Linked DNA regions of Homo sapiens: all the other regions are linked to region 3. A link is a contact called in ENCODE Hi-C data. All regions are on one chromosome and are shown on one strand. The core of a region is the stretch at or near the end of the contact, and the rest is flanking DNA. Distances in the headings are between cores, read along the strand shown.

Region 1 (3,270 bases), core at 386-2,885, 540 kb after region 3:
TGTTTTCTTAGTGAAATCTTTGATTTAAGTTGCCAAACTACCACTCTTGAAGATGTTACTTGGTTTACCAAAAACTATGCTGAAGAAGCAAATGGCAGAGAAGGAGAGTCCTATTTCCTGATGAAAAATTGTTTGGATGGTCTTGTGCTGCAAGGACAATAGCAATTTATTTGGCCTCAATAAAAAAAAAATAAGTGTTAGTTCAGAAAGTTTATAGAACAAAAATGTAACTTTCAACAACAGATGAGATGTATGTCTCATAGATTCATAATTTTTCTTGTATCTTCTATTCAAAGTCTACCTAAGATAACTTTATCATATGCCAATTTAAGCTCACTCACTAGTTAGGAACACATATTTGGATAACATTCCTAACAGGTTACATTGCAAAAAAGAATCCAAGAATGTAAAATAACATATATTGTATATTATTACTTATACATAAATTACTGATAATTAAAAAGTGAACTAAGAAACTAACTACACTGATAAAATCATGAAGGACATCACTGAACAAGGCAAAGAATCTCCTATATTTGTAATATTGGCCATAAAATATTGTCATCCCACAATATTTTGTATTTTGTATCCATAATAGCTAAGAGGGGTTGTCTTGGGAAGGAAGGGTATAAAGACAGAAGATGGAGAGTTTCTCTGGAGCAGACCAAAGTGGGAAATAGTAAAACAAAGGAATTCAGAGCTCATCTGCCTCCTCTGTGCACAATCAAGGGAAAAAAAGAATATCCCCACTACCATGAAGGTCTTCAATTAAATGTACTTCTCCACTCAAAGTAATGTTCAGCAACTTCACACTTTCCCTTTCAGTGCATCATTTTCAGTGGTGATTGTGAACAGTTAAGGAAAAAGAATCCAATAACATGAAACTATTTTAATAATTTTTAAAGGAAGTTTAAATGATACACACTTGATCAGGGTCGATGAAAATGGCACTAGTGTCGAAGGGCAACAGGTTGCTAATAAATACAATAGTTTAGGAAAGTGCTGTTTCTGTCATGGAAAAACTATATTCTGGGAAAAATAATACTACTGTAATTAATTTTTGAAAGCTATTGAGACTTCTTGGATGAAGAATGTAGTTATTAAAGGCAAAGTACACAATATGTTGTAATGAAATGTTTGTGCTTCACACTTCATTAAATGTTTTGTGGGCCTCTGGGGAAATTCTATCTCTCACACACAGAAACAATGTTTATACATGGTGGTATCAGTAGAGGGAGTGCATAGAGCAATGTTCATGGGAAGAACTTGCTACAACTTCAGTATGTTCAATTAAAAACACCAAAACGAGGTAAGTGAGAAAATGTGTGGTAACTGACAAAAAGGCACACAAAATTCTGCTGTGACTTTGGCCACTCTTATGCTTAATCAAAATAACATTTTTAAATTTCATTTGAAAATAAAAAACTGTGGGTTTTGCTTGAAGTAGAGGGTGACAGAGTAAACTGGACGGTTTGAATTAGTGGGATTAACTGACAAACATCTGATTCCAAATTCTGCAGTTAAATAGACCCAATTACACATGTAGGACTCGGAGAATTCAAAAGTTTAGCAGTTTGGAATCTGCTGACTGTGTTAACTTACAGTATTTTGAAAGTGAAAGTGTAAAATAGTGGTAAAATTGCAAAGAAATTAACACATAAAATTCTTAGAAGGTGGGAAAGAGAAATAGGCAAAAAAAAAATGAGTAACTTTATACTGTCATTGGCAAAAGATCTTTTAAAAACAAACAAAAGTAAAGTCATGTAAAGAAAAGAAACCTATGAAAGGTCTTCAACTTGTTTTGTTTCTTACATCTCGGGCTTCTTCCCGTTAACAGCACTTCCTGAAGGGGAACGTGCCTATTTGTCTGATCTAAACGTAAGTAGCCATGCAACATTTTTAAGGAAAAAAGAACAAAGAAATGTACAAGGGAATCACATTCAACAAACAAAATCAAGCAAGAAATGTTAAAGACAATGGGCATACATAGACCACCAACCAAGATCCTTTTAAAAATACTGTAAGAGATTTTCAACGAAGCATTCCTTTGCCTCAAGAACATTTTTTTTCTCCCTCAAGAAGTGTGTTAACCTTAATGGCTTTCCCTAGAGCTAGAATTTCAATTAGCTACTTTACTAGCACGACTCTAGTCACATAAAAAAGCGGTGACTCTTTTAAGATTCTTGTACTAAGCCATATTCTTCATGGGCACTCTAAGTTGAACTTAATTTTTTTCCTATTTCCAGGTTCCTGTATATAGTAAGATGCTAGTTATAAGAAAAGTACAACTTGAACTTAGATGAATGTAGCACTTGGGCTTCCTTCTTAATAAAAATACATGTTATAAAAATTGATTCATTTATTACATAGACTCAAATGTTATTAAAAATGAAAGCTATACAGCAGGCCTGAGAAAGGATGATGCCAAGCTGTAATAAGACTCTTTATAATTTGTCTTTATAATCATTTTCCCTTTTTTCATTTTATTCTTAAAATTATCAAGCCAAGTGACATCTCTATAATCATTTTATCTGCTATATTTGATAATTTGACACATTATACTATATTAGCTATTATGACAAGTTTTTGAAACATTAAAAAAGGTAAGTCCTTCCACGAGTTCACATCCTTAGGGTTTGAATTACCAATTGTACAATAACAAATAATGTAATTCTGATTAAGATCTCCAAAACAGTTAACTACTACAATAATATTTACATAGGCCCTTTCACGGTTCTCTTGAAATACACATAAACATCGTCTCTAGATATTCAAAATAAGCCACAAATGGCAGAAAATAACTGATGAAAACTTCCAAGGTCTATAAAAGAACTAAGAAAGTCATGAAGTTCAGTTTATTCTCTTGGCTGCAACCTGTATTTCAGTTCTTTAGGTAATTTCTGCATTTGTATGCTTATTTAAAAGACATATAAGGTCTGATTTCAGATTACCTAGATGAAGGTCAAACTTATCAAAGAGGATTCTTTAAAAAATAATCCTATTGTAAAAATGTCTCTGGATTTATGAGCAGTTCAGGGTGCATTCTGGTGGCATCGCTTTAGTCTAGTGCTCATCCAATGCAAGTCCATGGTGGAGAAAAGTTGCCAGCCACTGAGCATAGGAGGTGGACATCTGTTGCTTTAGTCTGCTCAGTATCCATTCATCCTTGCAATGCTATGGTTTGCATGTGTCCCCTCCAGCATTCACGTGTTGAAACTTAATGGCCAATGTAACGGTATTAAATAGTGGGGCCTGTAAGAGGTGATTAGG
Region 2 (3,185 bases), core at 192-2,691, 790 kb before region 3:
TTTTTTTTTTTTTTTTTTTTTTTGAGACAGGAGTTTCACTCTTGTTGCCCAGGCTGGAGTGCAATGGCGTGATCTTGGCTCACTGCAACCTCCACCTCCTGGGTTCAAGCAATTCTCCTGCCTCAGCCTCCCGAGTAACTGGGATTACAGGTGTGTGCCACCACACCCAACTAATTTTTGTATTTTTAGTAGAGACAGGGTTTCACTGTGTTGGCCAGGCTGGTCTCGAACTCCTGACCTCAGGTGATCTGCCCACCTCGGCCTCCCAAACTGCTGGGATTACAGGCGTGAGCCACCATGCCCGGCCGAGACAAGGCAAATCTTAATATTTTTAAATATATATAGTTTGGAGGAGAACAAGCACTGAGATATATAAATGCCCAATTTCCTGCATCAAAGCAATAAGTAGAGATTGAATGAAATTTTCAACGATCATTAACACTATTCTTAGTTTCGAAAGTATTTGCTTGCTGGGTAGTGCTTTTGGTAATCATTCTCTAAATATTTATATTCCTGTGTCCTATCTTGAAGAAGTTCCTGATGGAAACTGGAAAGCAGAGCATTCACATCCAGGAATGTGGGAACTAAAGGAATTAGGGAAACCTGGAAAGAATCTTACCAGAGAAGCAGTGGGGGCCGGTTAGGGATTGCAAGAGTTCCTGCCCTTTTTCTCTCCCACTTTATTAATCTGGCCTTCCTAACAGAGACACAATATATTAAACAGGAAGGTTAAGAGAGATGGAAGAAAATGCAGGATCAATCCCATCTCCTGCTCATGAATGATGTCTGGTTTGGAAGAGACCATTTAATTCCCAATTCTGTGGAAAAGTGACCTTTGCGGATGAGCGAGTGTTGACAACCAGGCCATTTTTCTCCAGCTTCATGGACGGTGCGATTCTGAAAGCAAGGTTTGCTCATCTGAGGATTCAGAAGCTGATCGATACTCCGATTATGGCTGGGGAGGACCCTCATCGCCATTTAACTGAGTTGGAAAATGAAGCCACAAGGCTGGAGGCGTGGAGTTTGCTTAATAAACAACTTTGAGGTATGGGGCCCTCCCAACACCCTCCCCCCACCCGCCCCGCCCAGGAACGTCTGGACCCTGGCAGGTTGGCTTTCTGGGACAATTCCATGGGCTTCATTTATCAGTTTTTTCCCTTTTTAATTGGTGGAGAGAGACAAAAGTTTTTATAATCTTTATTAAATTTTCCTTTTTAAATAAATACTTGGGACCACATTTCTCTGCTAGAACCACAGAAATGGTGCTGCGGCCCCGACCGTCGGGGGCTCCGGCGTCACAGAGCCTGTCCCTTGTATCTGGGAGCCCCGGGGAAGGCGCAGGGGCGTGAGAAATGCTCTTTGTATTCAGAGCGGTCACCCAGCAGAGCCGGAGCCTTCCACCGCCAGGTTTTCCTCCGCGCAAGGCGCCGCCGGGAAGCGAATTGGCTCCGACAGTCGCGGGGGCGGGGGCGGCCTCAGACGCGGCGGGCTCGCGAGCTCAGGGGCGGAGTCGTGGCCCTCCCGTCCCGGCTCCCTCGGTAGGCTGCCTGCGCCCCCAAAGCCGCGCCCACGGCCCGCCCACCCGCCGCCTGCCCCTCCCCTCCCCGGTCCGCCTCTTCCCGCTCCTCCCGGCCCGCCGGAGCGGCCGTCTCCTTCTTCCTCCACGGCCCACCTCTTCTCCCCCACGATCTTCCTCCCCTAGCGTCCACAGGCCGCCTCCGCCGCCTACGACCCTCCTCCTGCTGATTCCCCCCCACCACCGCCCGCCTCGTCGCCCCCGCGGAGCGCGCGGGAGGGAGGGACCGGGAGCGGCAGGGGCTGCACATGACCTGGGGCGCGGGAAGGAGCCCGCTGCCGTCTAGGCCCGCGAAGGGCCCCGGCAGCCGCCGACTTCTGAGGAAAAGCAGAACGGTGTTTGGTTTACTAAAGTAGCCGCCTCCTACCACTCTTCCTCCCCAGCCCCGCTCTCTGCTCCCCACACCCCCTTCCGTTTACTCCTAGTTACCAAGACCGTCCTTCTCTTAGGATTTCTGTTGAATAGAAAATACAATTAAAAGTCGCAGCACCACCCCTGCCTCCCGCCCCACAAACTCCTAGTGATTATTTTTGTCTCTTAGCCCTAGGTCGGGTTAAATACATTCCCCGGGAGCCATCTGGTCTGATTCCCGGCAACCTTCGTATGGTTTCCATTAAGCTCTCCAAAAGCATGCATTGAAAAGGCAGCCCTGTAGCCACTTAGGAACCTCCGGAGTTTTGCCCTGGCCAGCCCCAGTAGACATCCCAGGCAGAAGGAGAGAAAGGCCTCTGTTTAGGTTCCGAGTCTAGTACCTCATGATCCTGGTTTTAATCTCGAATTTCTTGGCTTTTCCTAGTCCAAGAAAATACAGTTCTCCAAGGTAATGGCTATCATTAATTCATCATTTGTTTTTTACTATACGCAGAGGATAGCTGATTAGAATTCTGTTTTAATTCTAAAAATGAAGGCTAACAGCTTTACAGATAGGTTGCAACAGTAACCTGGCCACACAAGTTCAATTTGACCAGCAACATTGGTATGGTGGGGTCTACACCTTCTCGCCTGTCTGTCCACCATTCCTTAACCCCCAAAAGGCAAAGAACAAATATTTGCTTGTGGAAACATATTCCCTCACACGTGGGTTAGGGCTTGTGTCCAAGAAAAAGGGAACCGGCAGGTTCATAGACTCTGAGTGTTGTAACTAGAGTGTTCCTTAGGATTCATCCGAGATGTATATCCATTGATTGAGGACACTCAGAAAGTGGAGGGGCTTCGGGAAGGTCACGTGGCTGATGAGTACAGTACTGCGGCCTAATTTGGGGATGGGAGGGTGGGGAAGAGACCTGGGCATCAAGAGCTTTATCATATACAGCAAGGAAGATTGTGGTCAAACCAATTCATTAGTGGCACATCCTGAATCTCCCCAGTCCCTCAGCCGCAGTCCCATCTCTGTCCTGCTCTGTGCCTCCCTGTTTGCGGAGTTAGAGCCCTTTGCTGTTCCTCCTGTTTCCCCACTCCCGCCCTGACCGTGTGATTTTTATTTGGGTTTTAAAAATGAAACCAGGTGCTGCATAAAACAAAAGCAAAGTAATAACAAGGAAAGACTAGCCAACGCCTGAGGAATGTGCTGAGTTTTATGACTCAGGCTGTCCTGGCAAAGAGCTTGGAC
Region 3 (3,150 bases), core at 253-2,752:
TACAGAAGAACAAAATTTTAAAACAAACAATCCTTCATCTCCACAATTTTGGTTTAAATAATTCCTTTTAAAATGTTCCCGGAAGCTACTTCTAAACAGAGTAATGGGGTGGAGGTTAAGGGGAGAAGGGACCACTGCTGTTCTCCTAAGAGATCATTTCATTCACTTCCATCATGTTTTAACAAAAAGATAAAAATAACTTCAAATATCCTCCTGAGCGCTTCCTACTATGAAATATTGTGCCTGTTCACCTCTATCCTTATTTGCTCCGGTTGCATGAGTTAGGTATTAAACCTGTCAATAAGCTTGGAAACTGACAAACAAGGTCAAAAAGACAAGCGAATTGAATAAATTCAATTAATGTTTATGAAAAGTAGTACAAGATTGTCTAAAGGTGTTGGGGGGGGCATAAAAAACTAATATTTCTAATGTTCCCACCAGTGCCCATCATCTCCTGTACAAAGCTCCCACTATTCAGAGATCTAAGTATGCTTTCAGTCCATCCACATTTCCTTGCCAAAACACACACTACACTACACTACACATAGTCTAACAGTCTGTATCTGTTAGACTGCTAGTATAGCAACTGAATCCCGGCAGCACACGGAAGTATGCTGTAATGAAGTGTCCTGTAATCAAAGAGTGCAACGTGTCAGTCGGCTTGGGAGTTTCTGGAGCACCAGCAACTACAGCAAATCATCACTCTCCAACATGTGGGCCATAAAATCTGAGTTGGGGGCGGAGGTGTCCCTTTTCTTGTTTTTCCTCCACTTTTTTTTTTAATGTGGGGGCGGGGAGGACTCGAAAGTAGACTCGATAATGAGGTCCACTCCAAGATAGATACGGAACTCTTAGCAACCTAGATTCCCTTGGGATAGGATGCTACTTTGAAGGCAAGAGGAGTAAGTTTCATTCTCTGTAACCTCACTTCTTGACACTCAGGATAGTCATTGTTTGTCTACGGAAAAGGCTACCTGCCCTCAAATTCCTTTGCCTCGTTCCTAATTACAAGTTCCCTCTGGGGTTGGTAAATTAGAAAATCAGCAAAAGGGCCAAAGGCTGGTCAGTGCCCCCTGAAATTGGCAAGCGCTTGCAATGAGGGTTGCCCCACCTTTCCAAGACTCACAAATTAGTTCTGAAGTGGGAGCCGCGGTGGAGCCGGCAGAGGTGCAGCACTTACCCCCATTCACCCCTATGGACGGCTCCAGTTTAGCTCCAGCGATCGCCAGCACTATTCCGACCATGAACCAGTCTTTCCTCATTCTCTCCAGCAGCCTCATATTTGTTAGGGTGGGTGGGTTTTGTTTATTTGTTTGGCTTTTTTTCTTTTCAAGCTCCGATCACCTAATCCTTGGAGCGTCTCCACACTTTCCTTGGTCCCTCCAGACATGCAGCAGAGCAAGTCAAATTGCCGATTGTAAAGTAAAGACCTGGGGGTTGCTCCGGCGGCTTTGAGGAGGGTTGGGAGTAGTAGTAGCCAGTGACAGGAAAGTCTCACTGAGCGCCGCCATCACTACCACGCGCCTCAGAATACACGCGCACAAACGCCCCCAGCGCCTCTGGCCGCGGGCTCGCAGGTGCAGATGCTTTGAAATGAAGAACTCGGACCAGGCCGACAACGTGGGCGATCCGGCAAGGGAGGCTGGCCGCCGGATGGGGCTGACAAGCGCACCGCTGTCGAGACCTGCGGAACCTTCTGAATGACGAGGGGTCGGGGAGAGCGTCGTAAGGCGCCACAGCCAGCAAGCCTCACTGACTGTCCTTTTCTAACAAACCTTTAGGCACAGCCACCCACCCTTCTGGAGCATATCTCCATGGAGAGCCTCTCTTTTGCTGTGCCATGACTCCGCGGGCAGGGCTGACGTGTGCTTGGGGCAAGGGATTTCTCCGTTGAAGCTGCGGCAGCGGGGTGCAAGTTTGGAGACGCGCTTCTTCGGGACATTACGGCGCTTCCACGACGCTAGCGCTGACGTATGCGCGGGGGGGAGGGGAGGCCACTCTGGATCTCCGAGTTCCCAGCCTGAGCTGCCGGAGTTAGAGGTGTCCGCGCGGGAAAGTGGCTCGCTGGTGGGCGGGGAGCCTTATCTCTGGCGGTGGGTTGAAAATCCGGCGCCGGGCAGATGCCCACGTTCGCTGGACCCCTGCTTGCCGGCGTCCGCTACAACCCAAGGAAGGTGGGCCCGACCTCGCCAGGTCGCTCGCCTGCGGGTGGGCATTTGGTCCGGATCCCCTTCCCTCTGCGGCCCACACCTGTCTCCGGGACTGGGGAGGGCTGCAGGGATCGGGGCAGATCTGCCTTTGCGGGCCGAGAGTGACAGCTGAAGTCTCCCCACCAACTAAGCTACTCGCGGGCGGAGTGGGGTCTGCGCTGGCAAGCCCCTGGGCGCGCGGGTGCCCGCTCTGGCTCGCCCCCAGGGCTGACCTACCCAAGCCACAGGAAAACTCTGGGAAGAGGGTCGCGGATTCCAACGCGGAAGTGGTGGGGGATTGAGTCTGAGAGGTTGGGGAGTCCTACCTTCCATTGCCACGAGTGCTAGTTCTATCTGCCAGTTTCTTCCTTGAAATGTCTTGTGGCAACCAGTGACATTGATGGTTTCATGAATGGACTTCCTACCGGTAGACCCTGCAAGAGCATGAACTCCACTGTATCATTCATCCAAATGAAGAAAGAAAGAAAATAGTATGTGATATTTTGAAATAACCTGGCATCTGCCACTTAAATGGTTAAAAATAGAACTTAAGGTTTGGAAGAGATTGTTTCGTGATGACAGACTTTAATTCTGAATTTATTCAAAGCTGGAAAGACACTCGTCGTGTCATTTCCTCTATTTAATTTAGCTTTATCTTGATGGCAAGACTTCCAGAAACTAAGCCACTTTAAGAGTTGTGCTCCCAGTTGTAGGTTACACAGTACCAAGTGTCATCTAATTATACATCAGGCAACATGAAAAAAAATTAATTTCAAGATAAAAAGAACTTAACAGGGAGACATAGATGACATTAAGCAGTTTACTCTGAAAAGAGACAGGTACATGAAATATAAAATTTGATGTTAGTTGTCAGGCAGTCAGAAGATAAGTGAAGATAAATGAAAGATAGTTTACAACATAATTATTTTCTTATAGTAATTTCTTAGTAGGTTAAAGAGTC

Evidence for each region. Hi-C counts contacts between places; a loop is a spot of excess contacts on that map. Pooled maps may share reads with other maps.
Region 1: a loop to region 3 is called in a map of naive thymus-derived CD4-positive, alpha-beta T cell, with 4 times the contacts of the local background. The contact joins the enhancer-like site here to the promoter of SLC10A7 in region 3. A Hi-C loop is called at or near these places in 2 of 168 maps with a recorded cell type or tissue (naive thymus-derived CD4-positive, alpha-beta T cell and posterior vena cava) and 7 of 50 pooled maps.
Region 2: a loop to region 3 is called in a map of ascending aorta, with 7 times the contacts of the local background. The contact joins the enhancer-like site here to the promoter of SLC10A7 in region 3. A Hi-C loop is called at or near these places in 4 of 168 maps with a recorded cell type or tissue (CD8-positive, alpha-beta T cell, ascending aorta and sigmoid colon), 3 of 37 single-sample maps with no recorded cell type and 17 of 50 pooled maps.

What each region holds. Positions count from the first base shown.
Region 1 is chr4:147,055,901-147,059,170 of GRCh38, forward strand. No RefSeq gene overlaps it. Among named protein-coding and RNA genes, the nearest start is that of TTC29, 110 kb to the left of the region's middle. Within about 2 kb of position 1,636, at least 2 of the 41 ENCODE cell types and tissues checked have a DNase peak (open chromatin) inside an H3K27ac peak, as active enhancers do.
Region 2 is chr4:145,731,575-145,734,759 of GRCh38, forward strand. It overlaps C4orf51 (chromosome 4 open reading frame 51), which reads left to right. Exons shown (of 6, transcript NM_001080531.3): 6 at 879-1,223. The coding sequence ends at 986. Among named protein-coding and RNA genes, the nearest start is that of C4orf51, 53 kb to the left of the region's middle. RefSeq lists a silencer at 1,268-1,867 and an enhancer at 2,423-3,185. Within about 2 kb of position 1,442, at least 33 of the 41 ENCODE cell types and tissues checked have a DNase peak (open chromatin) inside an H3K27ac peak, as active enhancers do; they include ascending aorta and sigmoid colon, where a contact is called at or near this core.
Region 3 is chr4:146,520,438-146,523,587 of GRCh38, forward strand. It overlaps SLC10A7 (solute carrier family 10 member 7), which reads right to left and starts at 1,503. Exons shown (of 12, transcript NM_001029998.6): 1 at 1,181-1,503. The coding sequence starts at 1,280. RefSeq lists enhancers at 631-860, 1,301-1,370, 1,591-1,670, 1,681-2,100, 2,271-2,350.